Regions from separate parts of the Homo sapiens genome. Here all the other regions are linked to region 1. Evidence: chromatin contacts called from ENCODE Hi-C or POLR2A ChIA-PET data. All regions are on one chromosome and are shown on one strand. The core of a region is the stretch at or near the end of the contact, and the rest is flanking DNA. Distances in the headings are between cores, read along the strand shown.

Evidence for each region. A loop is a pair of places that touch in the nucleus more often than their neighbours do. ChIA-PET counts read pairs that join two places held with the same protein, here RNA polymerase II (POLR2A). Pooled maps may share reads with other maps.
Region 2: a pooled map shows a loop between it and region 1 (5-fold over the local background). The contact joins the enhancer-like site here to the promoter of PRDM2 in region 1. A Hi-C loop is called at or near these places in 2 of 37 single-sample maps with no recorded cell type and 2 of 50 pooled maps. POLR2A ChIA-PET finds 5 or more read pairs at or near these places in 1 of 52 experiments (GM12878).
Region 3: a pooled map shows a loop between it and region 1 (5-fold over the local background). The contact joins the enhancer-like site here to the promoter of PRDM2 in region 1. A Hi-C loop is called at or near these places in 1 of 37 single-sample maps with no recorded cell type and 2 of 50 pooled maps. POLR2A ChIA-PET finds 5 or more read pairs at or near these places in 1 of 52 experiments (BJ).
Region 4: a map with no recorded cell type shows a loop between it and region 1 (24-fold over the local background). The contact joins the promoter of DNAJC16 here to the promoter of PRDM2 in region 1. A Hi-C loop is called at or near these places in 5 of 37 single-sample maps with no recorded cell type and 8 of 50 pooled maps.

Annotation. Positions count from the first base shown.
Region 1 is chr1:13,698,777-13,702,406 of GRCh38, reverse strand. PRDM2 (PR/SET domain 2) reads right to left here and starts at 2,219. Exons shown (of 10, transcript NM_001393986.1): 1 at 2,107-2,219. RefSeq lists a silencer at 1,697-2,466.
Region 2 is chr1:12,152,006-12,155,300 of GRCh38, reverse strand. No RefSeq gene overlaps it. Among named protein-coding and RNA genes, the nearest start is that of MIR7846, 13 kb to the left of the region's middle. Within about 2 kb of position 1,945, at least 23 of the 41 ENCODE cell types and tissues checked have a DNase peak (open chromatin) inside an H3K27ac peak, as active enhancers do; they include GM12878, where a contact is called at or near this core.
Region 3 is chr1:12,432,606-12,436,217 of GRCh38, reverse strand. All of the region lies in intron 65 of VPS13D (vacuolar protein sorting 13 homolog D), which reads right to left. Among named protein-coding and RNA genes, the nearest start is that of SNORA59A, 73 kb to the left of the region's middle. RefSeq lists a cis regulatory region at 2,654-2,664 and an enhancer at 2,587-2,731. Within about 2 kb of position 2,322, at least 26 of the 41 ENCODE cell types and tissues checked have a DNase peak (open chromatin) inside an H3K27ac peak, as active enhancers do.
Region 4 is chr1:15,525,469-15,528,719 of GRCh38, reverse strand. It overlaps DNAJC16 (DnaJ heat shock protein family (Hsp40) member C16), which reads right to left and starts at 1,872. Exons shown (of 15, transcript NM_015291.4): 1 at 1,762-1,872. RefSeq lists silencers at 1,408-1,507, 1,432-1,726, 1,848-1,987 and enhancers at 2,098-2,197, 1,713-2,216.

The sequences.
Region 1 (3,630 bases), core at 970-3,469:
TTCAAACAAATCTTAATGAAAAGAAAACTCAGGCTTGAGAAACCTTACAGATCAATATGGACTTGATTGATAACTTACGGCCCATCCACATATTAAATAGCCATTAAACATAATATTGACTAGTTAGTGGCATGGATACATGCTCACCGTATCATAAGGCAAGACAGGTTGCAAACAATATACACACTATATTATCAATCCTGTATAAAATGTAAATAAATATATATATATGTGAATGAACTGTAAAATAAGGAAAGAAATACGCATATCCACACCAAGAGAGACAGGAAGATCTGCCAAACGTTAACAATGGTTATCTGAAGAGGGGAAGGTTATGCCCAATTTCTGTTTCTTCTTTGTGCTTTTCTCTACTTTCCAATTTTCTACAGTGAGAATCTTTTGTTATGTTTTGTACTTACAAAATTAATACATTCTTACAGATTTAAACTGTACTGTTTCAGGCCCTGTCCACAAAATAAGGAAAAAACAAACCTGAACATACCAACCTTTCAATTAAAGAAACCACCTTCAGAATCAACAAAAGCAAACATTTACTGAGCAGTATTATCATGTTCTGGCACTTTTCTAAGCACTTAAAATGTATTAACTTATTTCAATCAAACCAAAACAGATGTGTTGAGTAAAAAGAGCCCTGGAATCACAGAAAATGTAAATGAGTTTTAGTTCCACTGTGAATTTTGATTTGTTTCCATAGCTCGAAATGAGGGGGTTTAATAAAAATGATCTTTAAAGGTCATCTCAAGGCTAAACTAAGATTCTACATGTAAAAATTTGGCCAATAAGTGTTAGTCCGGAAGCCTCAAGAGTGATGGGGCAGTTTGGACCATCTCAAAAACACAGAACCCTACTAAAAAAGAACGTATGACAGTGTGTCTCAGTTCCTCCTCCTTAATATATGTAAATTTCCTATCATGTTTTTTTTTAAAAGGCCTACATTTTTCTAATACTTGGACACAACTGATCAAACCGAGGCGAAGTGTGTACCATTGTAAAAGAAATCATTGAAGAGTTCCATTTGTTGTTAAAAGTTTCGGTCACTTTTAATAAACCTGGAGTAAACAAAAACTTAAACATTTTAGTCGAGTTCTGGGGTAAAAATGATTCTTCTAGTGTCTGGTTAAAGGGATCTAAGGACCTACTGGGATTCAGCAAAAGACGTTCCACGTCTCAAATACACCCAAAATCTCAATACAACACTAAAAGAAAAGTGAGGGGCCAGCACGAAATTTCTGTTAGGGGAAATTTCAGCTGCGTAGTTAAGGAAATCAGGACTTCCCGGTTAACTATGGGGTCTTTGCCGCAGCTCACAGCCCGACACAAAGCTACAAGCCCGGAGGGTCGGTGGCTCACGCGTGGATCGAAAGAACCACGAAGGTTTGGGGAATGACACTGACCTGTTAGGTTTACTTCATGTCTCACTTACCACCATCAAAAGAGGTTCATTGATAGCTTTATTAGCAAAATTAGTAACAGAGTTGCACGTCTGTAACACACACACACGCGCGCGTGCGCACACACACACATACACCCGTGGGTCTATGGGAACATTGAGGGAGACAATCTCCAGGTTAAAACCACACAAAAACTATTTGGGAAACACAAAGACGCAAGACACAAAACAAATTTGGAGTGCAAATGTGCAAGACACACTCAGTGGGAACACAAAAGAGAAAAGCACAGCGGCTTGACAATTGGGACGGCGCCCGGCCCCACGTGGGGCCCCAGGTGGCCCCACCGCCGCCCGCACCCGGCCAGTCTCTGCAGCCCGCACGCGTCCCCCGCGGGGCGCGCGGCTCTTCACGGCGACAAACCGAATCCCGAACTTCGCCGCAGGGACCCCACGGCCGACAAGGAGGAGCCCGGCGCCGCCACCCACCCGCGGGGCCACCGACCCGGAGGCCCGCGCCTCGTCCCGGGGCCCCCGGCACGCCCGGGACCTCTGAGGGGGCGCGTCCGCCGACCCGGCCATCCCTGCGGCGCCGGGTCCCCAGCGTGTCGCCGCCGCCGTCGCCGCCGCGCTCCTCGGGGGGAGGGACCAGCGTCCCGGCGCGAGCCCAGAGGCCGCCCACCCGCGCCACTCCTTACCCGCGCCCGCCGCGCCAGCGCCTCAGAGCACCGAGGGCCGCCGCCGCCGCCGCTGTTTCGCCGGCCCCGGCGCCCGCGGCCGCGCCGCCGCCATCTTGACTCCAGTCGGAAGTGACGTCGGGCGGCGAGGCAGTGGCCTGCGGGGCTGGGGGGCTCCGGGACCCCCGGTCTCCCCACGATCCCAGAGCCCGGCCCTTGACCCTGCGCCGTCGCCCAATGGCCACCACCCAGCCGCCCCTCGTAGGTCACCGCGGATCCCATGGCGGCGCCTCGGGAAGGAACCCCGGCGGCTGGCGTCGCGGCAAGTCCGACCGCACCCTAGGGCTAGGATCCTGCGTGGTTCAAAGATTCTCAAAGAATCAAAAAGACTGAAGGAGGTGTTGGGGGGGCATGTCTATCGTTGGAGGTCATTAAATATCTGACAAGTACATAAACGTAGACCTTATACTTCTACGTTTGGATCTATACCAAAAAGATCCAACTCCAGGCAGACAGACGCAGCTGCTGGGTTTATTTGCTGCCCTAGTACCCAGGAGCAGTGACCAACGCTGCCCTGTGCCCGCGATGTTCCAGTGCAGCGCCTCTGAGAGCGCGGTAGTAGTCCTGCCCTTAAGGAGCTTGCTGTTCCCAAGCGGGCAAACAAATGGACTGCAGAGACGACGACTCATAGATGTTCTGATGAAGATGAACTGGGTGGAACTGGAGATGGCTCTTCGACATCCAAGGGTGGAGGCCTAGCACGTGGTTGAAAATGAGTTGAGTCGGGGAGAAGCACAGGCTGGAGATGAGCTGGAAAGTTGGGAGTTGTCGTTATAGATGGTGCCTGGAGCCTTCAGCACTTCAAGATAAAGTAATCCTCTGAGAATGAAGTCAGGAAGAATCCGAATGTGATGGCTACGTTGGCCATCTGCAGAAAGCACCCAGTGGAAAAACAGGATACTAAGGGCAGGTGTGCTTCCAAAAATTATGAACGATCATTTATGTAACAGGTTTAATCTTAAGAAAACGTGTTGGCCGGGCGCAGTGGCTCACGCCTGTAATCCCAGCACTTTGGGAGGCCAAGGCAGGTGGATCACGAGGTCAGGAGATCGAGACCATCCTGGCTAACACGGTGAAACCCCGTCTCTACTAAAACTACAAAAATTTAGCCGGCCGACGTGGCGGGTGCCTGTAGTCCCAGCTACTCCGGAGGCTGAGGCAGGAGAATGGCGTGAACCCAGGAGACGGAGCTTGCAGTGAGCCAAGATCGCCCCACTGCTCGCCAGCCTGGGCGACAGAGACAGACTCCATCTCAAAAAAGAAAGAAAACGTGTTGTATCAACATATATCATGTTATCTTATTGTAAAAGAATGAGGCTAGGCCGGGCGCGGTGGCTCAGCCTGTAATCCCAGCACATTGGGAGGCCGAGGCGGGTGGATCACGAGGTCAGGAGATCGAGACCATCCTGGCTAACACAGTGAAACCCCGTCTCTACTAAAAATACAAAAAATTAGCCAGGCGTGGTGGCGGGCGCCTGTAGTCCC
Region 2 (3,295 bases), core at 696-3,195, 1.5 Mb after region 1:
CTATGCTCACCCTGAGCCAGCCAGCCCTAGGTCTGCCGGCAGCCCAGCCAGGCTGCAAAGGCCTCACCTGTCCTATCTCCCTCTGGCCTCTCCTAAGGCAAACAGCTTTCCTGAGCCTGTCTTCACCTCACCTTCCCCAGATGCTTCCTCCAAAGCCCTCCCCAGAGGTCTCCCACCTAGACCCCCAGGCAGTTCAGATACAAACAATCCCCCACAATGAAACAGGACCCCTTCCCATTCCTGATGCTGAATTGTCGTCTTTAATGGCTCAGCTGCAACCCCACTGCCTCCTTAACGCCCTCCAGGATCTCTCCAGCCCACGGGGTTCTCTTGCCCTGGCTGCAGGTGGTCTGGCATTGGAGAAAAAGCACTGGAATGAGCTAAACCAAAGATTCTCAAAGACACTTCCAGCCATGAAACGCTTTCAAATGAAATCTTAGGCTGGAGAGGTAACAGCTTTCTCAGATTGCTGGTTCTCTGGATCTAGATCCCAGCTCTAGGGCAATAGATCAAGACCCTATCTCTAGAAAATTCAATAAATAGGGCCGGGCGCAGGTGGCTCACGCCTGTAATCCCAGCACTTTGGGAGGCCGAGGTGGGTGGATCATGAGGGCAGGAGATCGAGACCATCCTGGCTAACACGGTGAAACCCCATCTCTACTAAATATACAAAAAAAAAAAAAAAAATTAACCGGGCATGGTGGCGGGCGCCTGTAGTCCCAGCTACTCAGCAGGCTGAGGCAGGAGAATGGCGTGAACCCGGGAGGCGGAGCTTGCAGTGAGCCGAGATCACGCCACTGCACTCCAGCCTGGATGACAGAGCGAGACTCCGTCTCAAAAAAGAAAAAAAGAAAGAAAGAAAATACAATAAATAAATAAATGATTGAAGATAATTTTAAAAAACTACTCAGAAAGGAGGGAAGAAACCAAAATGTTTAAAGGAGTTTCATGGATGATGGGATTGTGTGCAATTTTTTTTTTTTTTAAGGAATACTGATTGTTTTACTTTTGTTGTTGTTGTTACAAGGTCTTGGTCTGGCTGCATCACCCAGGCTGGAGTGCAGTGGCGTGATCTCAGCTTGCTGCAAACTCCGCCTGCTGGGTTCAAGTGATTCTCGTGCCTCAGCCTCCCAAGTAGCTGGGACCACAGGCGCGCACCACCATGCCCAACTAATTTTTGTATTTTTAGTAGAGATGGGGTTTCACCATGTTGGCCAGGCTGGTCTTGAACTCCTGACCTTAAATGATCTGCCCATCTGGGCCTCCCAAAGTGTTAGGATTACTAGCATGAGCCACTGTGCCTCGCCAAGATTGTGTGTAATTTTTATTATATTTATCATATTCCTTATACTTCGTTTCTTCTTTTATTCATCTTTTCCATTTATAAAGTTTGTTTATTTTTATCTTTAAAGTACCAGCAAACTGGGTGCTTGTGCTGAGGGCCACGGATTCTCTGTGTGACCTCAGGCACATCTCTCGCCTTCTCAGGCCTCAGTTTCCCCATCTATACTCTCAGAGGGAGGGGCTGCATGAGGCTGTGAGCCCTGGGAGTCACATACCACTCGTGCACATCATCCTTGCCCCGTGCACTCGGTTTCCTCCAGGCCATGCTGCCCCCTGGGACCTACCAGCCCAGCCAGCCCACAGAGGCATAAACCAGCACATTTTTTTCTCATTAGTGAGATTTCAGCTCAGAGCAAGGGCAGTCAGGGTAGAGGCTTAGAGCAAGGACAGAGAAGGGAGTGACACAGTGAGATGGGCAGTTTCCTGCTAGACTGGACGAGACACAGCTCTGGGCCCATTTCCTTGACGCACTACCCAGCCCTCCCTAGGAAGGCAGCACGTGATACCGGCCCTCTGCTCATCAGTAAGGAGCATGAAATGCTCACCACGTCACTGACCTCATTTCCCCCGCAACATTTCCCCTCCCCAATTCAAAAGAGGAAGAAATAAGTAGTTTTTCCCTGGTGCAATTTCCCAGTCTTCACTTATTCAGACTTTTACGAGTATGTGTGCCTACTGCTGCCCCAGTGAGAGCTGGGCAGGGCTGGGCGTGGATGAGTCACAGTGGGCACACTCCCCGCAGGAGCTTGGGCAGGGTGGGCAGGCGACTTAGAAAAGGGACCAAGGCACCTTGGCTGGAGTGTCCTAGGGGCTTCTTGAAGTAGCTGGCAGTGATTCGGCCACCTCTCATTTGTCCTTCAGGTGAAGTTGGTCTTGAGGCTCTCACTCCCAAGAAACTGGACCTCCTTCCAACCCAGGCTTGTCCTGCCTGCCCCGCAGACTTACTGAGCACCTACTGTATGCCAGACGGAGCAGCTGCTGCCCCTCTGCCACCAGATCGAGATCCTGCTCCTAGACATGTGCCCCAAGGAGGAACCCAGGAACCTTTAGCTCCTAGGAATGAGTGGTAAATTTTCAAACACCAAGAAGCCTAGCAAAAAAAAGGGCTGCTTTAGACAGTTGGGGTATATCAAAAGGAGAAATAGCATCAACTTTGCCATCACCTAGACCTGGGTTCAAGTCTCTGTTCAGGCCATTGACTGGTACGCAACCATGACCTTGGACAAATCACTTTACCTCCCTGAGCCTCCATTTCTTCATCTGTAGAATGGGGATAAATAGCCTCTGCTTTACAGGGGTGCTGTAAGGATCTGAGATGGAGACTCTACAGTGCCTGGCATCTAGTAAGTGCTTAATGAGTGCAGACCCAAAACGTGATGGAGGTCATGTATTCTGCCTTTCCAGAATGGAGCCCAGGTCCCCTAGGGTACAGGAGAGGGTTTCCCTGAGAAGTTCCCAAAGTGCCCAGCCTTGCTTTTCCCCTTCACCCTGGAAGGAAACCCCCTTGGGCTCCAGTTCCCCTGCAGTCCTCCACCCGTCCTGAGGCTGTTGCAACCTCCCACCAAGTAGCCGGCTCAGCCCTGCCAGCCTACCTCCCCAGCTCCTGTAGAACAATTTCCGCCCATGAAATTCTCTCCATCACCTTGCCCCCTTTCTTCTGTAGAAACCTAGAGATGCAAATGCAAGGATGGGGCGATGTCTACCACAGACTCATGATCATAACTACTCACTTCCCCCTGCACACCCTGAATCGCTACATTCTCCCAGACCTTTGTACAGCAGGTGCTACATCCCCAAGCCCTGGCTACACACCTCACCACACTGAGGGCCTACACACCACTTTCTTTTTTTCTTTACAGCAATTACCACCAGCCAATGTTATCCCAAATACTCTTTCTTGTCACTCTGCAGAGGGCAGGGCTGTGTGTCCCCAGCACCCCAGCACGGAGTT
Region 3 (3,612 bases), core at 1,073-3,572, 1.3 Mb after region 1:
CAGACACCAAACTCAAACCTGGAACACTTTCCCACATGTGTGTGACTGCAAGTCCTCCTCCCCTGCTGGATGGTGACCCCAAGGGGAGAGGGCTTTGTTTTGTTTATGTCTGTGTCCCCTGTGCCTAGCACAGAGCCTGGCATTTCTAGTTGTCCATACATAGTTGTGAACTTGCTCTAGAGACACAATAAATAGACCTGTTAACATGAGGTTATGCTTTTTGCACATAAATCTATAGTCAGCTCGATGTGTAGAGTTAGAGCAAAGTCAAAACTCCTTCACTAAGTGTCTCAGACAGGGTTAGAACAATTTCCTGGTTTCGGCCACACACTTTGGCCTGGATGGTACAGCATCTACAAAAGAGCTAATTATACAACACAGGGTAGCACAGGAAATGACTTTAAACTGTGACTCAAATTCTCTGTATCCCCTTGATAATACAGCCTTACATGGTTAATCCCTGCAAATATATCGCAGAGAGGTTCGAGAATGAAGCCTACTAGATAGAGTGCTGCTTTTGCACTGGTATTAAGAGGACGGGCTCTGAATCAGAGAATCTCGGTTCTTAGCCTGGCTCTCCTTGTAACCTTGGGCAAATTAGTTAATTTCTCTGAACGTCAGTATCCTCATTTACAAACTAGCATTCCACAGGGTCGTTATGAGGATTAAACAAATCAATTTGTATGAAGACTCAGAACAGTACCTGGCACATAGTGAAGCAGTCAATAAATATGAGTATCTTTTTGTTGTTGTTGTTCAGACAGGGTCCTGCTCTGTCACCCAGGCTGGAATGTGATGGTGCAAACACAGCTCACTGCAGCCTCAACTTCCTAGGCTCGGATGATCCTCCCACCTCAGCCTCCCATGTAGGTGTGACTACAGGCGGGTGCCACCACGCCCAGCTAATTTTTGTATTTTTTAGACTTTTTTTTTTTTTGGTCATGTTGCCCAGGCTGGTCTCGAACTCCTGAGTTCAAGCAATCTGCTCACCTCAGTCTCCCAAAATATTAGTACCATTTTTAAAGCTATCCATTCAGTTACTAAATTCAAAACTTATTTCAACTGGGCAATCAGTATCAGTGTCTATCCCATGTTTTCTGTATAGCAATGCTGAGAAATAAAGATAAATGTAATTAACATTTTAAACACTTACGGTAAGGATACACTAACATATTCCGCAGGGCTAAGTTAACTACTCCATTGTAACTATTTATTTCATAAACTGCATGGCAAGCCTGACAAGCCTACTGGTCAACTTTGACAAAAGATTATGTGAGACAAATGCCAAGGAAATACAAAATTAACATTGTTGTTACTCCTTATCAGACCACAGACAAAAACAAACCCACCAACAGTCCAGAATGAAGGAAACAGGTTGTTGGCTTTTGATTGGAATTTCCTAGGATTGTTACCATGTAGTACAAGATTAATCTAAATGTTTCTTTGTGCACAGACAAGCTTATGTGGAATGTATCAGAATAATATAATAAAGGCTTAGGTTTATGTGTGAACAAAACTGCTTTCAAAAATGTATCATTATCAGGCTGATTAAGAAAATACCACAGATTTAAACATACCTGAGGCCTATAAATAAGTTAGTTTGCTGCTTACTGGGGGTGGGGGGAATACACAGGCTAAATAAACAAACGAAAGTACAGGAAAATCAAACACTTTCAAATGAGCTTTCTTCCTTAAGTAGGTGTAACTAAAACCCAGTTGTATGCTAGGACTACTGAGTATTTTCAAGATAGTGCATGCTGTGGCATTTTAAACCACAGAGCCAAGCTGCTACCACCGCCACCTCAACCACCAAACTTTAAGAGCACACGCTGTGCACTGACTCATTTCATCCTCCCAGCAGCACCCTTCACAGCTGGCAAGTGGATTTTCCAAGCAAAAGGGAGAAACCTAGAACACACCACAAATAGGTACCTATTTTTGCCTTGATGTGTCAAAGTCAGAGAAAAGGGCAAAATTCAAGCAGCTGACCAACGGCATTTCAACAACAGGATGTTCCCAGGGAGACTGCGGCAAAAGATGTCTTTCACAGTATATGTAATTCCACAAAAATAGCAGTTAAAACCAATACGGCATCAGGCACAATGAATGACAATTTCAGGTTAGAAATAACCAAATGCTCAGCCTCTAATTTGTTTTCTTCTGTTTTGAGGGATAAAACAGAGGAATAAAGAATGTGCTGGAAATTTGGGGAATGCACTTCAAACTTCTTTCCTCCTCCTCCTCCTCCACACACACACACACACACACTCTCTCTCTCTCTCTCTCACTCTCTCTCTCTCCCCACCCCCTACCTCCTCCTCTTTGTAAAAGGCCTTTAATTAGCTCACATCCTATCCTGGCCAGGGCTGCCTAATACATTCTGACACCAGCCTGTTGGCCAGGCAGTGGGGTCTAAGTGCAGGCCTGATTAGCGGGATCCCAGTGGATCCCCTGCCGCTCTTATCTCCACAGATGCCTGATGAGTTTGGTATCTTCCTCCCAGCCCTCCCGGGAAGCTGCCCCAGCAGGTGCCCATTGGCAATAGTTTTGTGTTACAGGCCTGAATGAATGATCCCCGCAGGAGCTGCCGACTGTTTTCACAGACACAGAAGGCAGTCAAAAGTCCACTGCGTGAACTTGGAATGACCCCAGCTGCAGAGTCACTGGCGGGTTCATCGGGAGGGCAGGCACGCTTTATTAAACAACTAATACTCTTCACAGATAACTTTCCGAAAAAGCAAAAGTGTTAACTCTTTGCAATCTTGCTCTGACAAAACACTTCAGCTGTGGCGGGGCTCCCTGTGTGACTGAGGGTCTGAACCCAAGTGAGGGCTCTGAGATGGAGGAATGGCGCCAGCAGGGACCATGATTTCATCTGGCCTGAAGAAGGGTTGGGACTCAGTCACCATTTGGTCTACTGTTTTGTTGTTGTTTTTTTGTTTTTTTGTTTTTTTTTTTTCCCCAAGCGTTCCAGATTAAAGCGAAAAGGCAAAAAGCAAAGGTTTCGAGCACCTACTCCAGGGAGGACAGTGTGGCTGGGAGTCAGCCTGACAGTTACAGCCCCCAGCCAGGCCGGCTCTCAGCACCTCCAGAACAAGAGGGTGGCCCCTGGCTCATTCTGCCACATGCCTGTGCACCCTCGCAGATATGCGTGGGCCCCCATGGGGCTTCCATTCTAAGTTACCAGGAGAGAAAAGGTACTAAGGTACTAAGCTGTGAAGGCCATTGCAAACTCTCATCACCTGTGGGACTGGTGGGGCAGTCATTTTGTTGGCAGCAGCCAGATGCTGTGCAGTGGGTTCCCTTTAGAAGGAGGACTCAGACGCCAGGCACAGTGGCTCATGCCTGTAATCCCAGCACTTTGGGAGGCTGAGGCAGGAGGATCACTTCAGCCCAGGAGTTAGAGACCAGCCTGAGCAACATAGAGAAACCCCATCTCTACGAGAAAAAAAAATTTAGCCAGGTGTGGTGGTGTGCTCCCGTAGTCCCAGCTACTCAGGAGGCCGGGTTGGGAGGATTGCCTGAACCCAAGAAGCAGAGGTTGCAGTGAGACAAGATGGTGCCATTGCACTTCAGCCAGTGAGACTGTCTTAAAAAAAAAAAAAAAAGGGA
Region 4 (3,251 bases), core at 623-3,122, 1.8 Mb before region 1:
ATAAGAATAAATAAAATAAATGGTTTAAGAATACTTCATTGAGTACATGTTAAACAAACTCATGAAACTGTAAGATTTACCATGTACAAAACTACAAAATGAGATAGTTGTGGCATTCTTGGGCATTAAATAAGTACAAACATGGACGTGAAACACTCTCAAAAAACTGTGTAGTTAAGACGCAGTATGCCTCAATTCTATTCTTTCTCACCACACCATTCAAACAAGAAAATGAGAAGCTGCTCTTTAATCATTAGTAATATGGTGTTTTTTTGTTTTTTTTTTTTGAGACGGAGTTTCACTCGTTGCCCAGGCTGGAGTGCAATGATGGGATCTCAGCTCACTGCAACCTCCCCCTCCCAGGTTCAAGCAAGTCTCCTGTCTCAGCCTCCCCAGTAGCTGGGATTACAGGCATGCGCCACCCTGCCTAGCTAATTTTTTGTATTTTTAGTAGAGACAGGGTTTCACCATGTTGGCCAGGCTGGTTTTGAACTCCTGACCTCAGGTGATCCACCCGCCTCGGCCTCCCAAAGTGTTGGGATTACAGGCGTGAGCCATCGCGCCGGCCAATATGGTCATTATTAATGGAAACCTCAGATGAGAAAAAGCGGCAAGAAAAAATTTAGTTTTACATGTGAAGAAGAATTAACGGCAAAGACCAAATAGCAGGCGTGGTCTTTAAAAGTTTCAAGCTCCATCTCTGGTGAGTACAGTGACTTAATTCATTGTGAATTTTGGAAATAATCCTGGCTGGTTAATGAACAGGGTAGTGCTGGAACTGCAGATATTTATACTCCACAATTATGATTGCTGTTATACCCTACAATGTTTTTTTTCAAGGAACACATTTATCTTGATTTCTCACAAGTTAATACAGTTTTAAGGTTCAAGTGTCTTCTGTGACACCTTACTGAAGAAGGGCAAAGCTATAACAGTGGTGGATTTCCGTAAGTGCAAGTTTAATGCCGCCTGGGAGTCCTCACAAAATTGACTAATCTGATGACCAACGTTTAAAATTGCATACGTGCTGAATAAAATCCTAAAACAAACCAGTTTCTTCTTTGTTAAGGCAACCTATTATATCCTAGAAAACACGTGAAGGCAATGTAGCTACTGGTTAAGCATATGGGTTGAAGACTAGGATCTATTCTCCACTACTTTATTACCTTGGGCAAATTATTTAAACTTACTAAGCATCAGCGTCCTTATTCATAAAATGGGAATGAATACTACCACCTTGAAGGATCATCATGTGGGGACTAAATGCATGTAAAGGGTTTACTGAGCCCAGAGTCAACAGTCAACAAATGGTCGTTAGTGCTATTATTTCTACCATGCAGTACGATCGCTGCCTTATTTAACCATGTCAGTTCCTTCCAGCTAGAGGGCCGAAGTGGCGGTGGTCTGGGAAGTTCTTTAGCTGACATGCGAGATAGACGGCGCCGACCTCGGAGCAGCAAACACCTGCCCAACAGGTAGGCTGCCAGCTCTCTGGGCAGCATATCCAGGACCAGGAAGAAGCTCCCAGAGACAAGCTCCAGGTCTAAGCCCCGCCTCGCGCTCCTGCCGGAGGTCGCAACCCTGCAGGAGACAGCCCCCTCCCCCGCCGCCCTCCGAGAGCCCAGGGCCCGGCCCTGTTGGCTCCCGGCTCCCCCCGGGGCCAGCAGTGACTGGAAACGAGAAGGAACTGAGGGGAAATCCCTGAGTCGGCCTGGCCCCGCCGCGTCCGCGGTTCCGCGCGTCACGCCGGGAAGGAGTTACCGGGAAAGTACACCGGCCCAACCGGCTGCAGCTCCGTGCTCCAGTTAGTTCGCCGGGCCGGGAGCTTCCCGTCCACACCAGCGCTCGCCTGGGCCTGGGGAGGGGAAAGAGGAGGGGACAAGCCCGAGGGGAGTCACGTGACGCTTAAAGGTCTATCGCACTGAAGGCGAGGACCGAACAGGTCGAGGGCGTCTACTGGGCGAATCTATTTTGACCCTTGCCACTCGCCGTCTAGGCGTGGACCTGGGGTGGTTGCTATAGAAACGAGGCGCGCTCTTTGGTTGCAGCCAAAAGGCTGATCGTGACCAAAGAGGCCAAAACGTGCCTCCTAGCGAGGCGAAGTCGCTATGCATGATGGGATACCAGAAGGACCTCCTCGATCCAGGAAGGTGTTTCCGCTCCTACCGGGAGATGGCCCTCGTCTAGCAACAGTTGCTAGGATGGGGACGCACTCTCTGGTCCCTATTCTCTTTAACCCTATTCGTAGAACCTTAGAGCGTCAGATTGGAAGTGACCTTAGGGATTCTTTAACTCTCCAACTCCTGCAATATTGATAGGGAGACCGAGGTCCAGAGAGGGGCAGAGATTTGCCCAAGGCCTAGAATCCAGCATTCCTTTTATTTTTGTTTACTTATCTTTTTTTTTTTTGAGAGAATCCAGGACTTTTAATCCCGTTTACCGAAAACCGAGCTCCACCCAAGAATGTACCAGTCTGTGCCTTAAGCACGGGGAAAGGGCGGTGGGGGTGGAGAGAGGGATAAGGCACAGGTAAGTGAAGGAAACTTTCTTTGAGCCAATGAGATAGATCCCTTGCGGATATAAAGAGCTTTCATATCTCCCTGTCTTGTTTTTATTTTTTTCTCTTTGCATTTATCACTATCTAACATAGTATGTCTTATTTATTGATATAGTTTATCACCTGATCCTTCCACTGGAATGTAAACTCTAAAAGCAGGGATTTTGTTTTGTTCACCTTCATGTTCTTAGTGTTTGACTACAGGCTCAATAAATATTCGTAGAAGTGAACGAATGGGGCTGAGGTTTTGGTGCTCAAGAGATTATATTCTAAGGTGGATTCTTAAGAGTGTGGCTTACAGAGTCAGGTTCGGGTTTCAATCCTGCCTGCCTCGGCCACTTAGTACCCAAGTGACCTTAAACATTCGTTTCCCTGAACCCTAGGGTCTACATCTGTAAAACCGGCGGGGGGTGGGAATACTTTCCTGGCAGGATTGTAGTTAAGGATAAGTGAAATAAGCATGAAAAGTGGCTAGCACGATGCCTGGGACTTAGCAAATGCTCAGTAAACAGAAACGATTATTTTTGAAATGTGAAAATGAACCGTTCAGAACGATGGGAGTTTACAGGACTAGATTTCTGCCGTTTTTTTTTTTTTCTGTGTGGGAGGTGTTAGGGTGGGAGGGAGGGAAGAGGGAATGGAAGACTGTGTAAGGTGGGCTTGGTTGGATCAGACACTCGAGTTTGGAACAGTC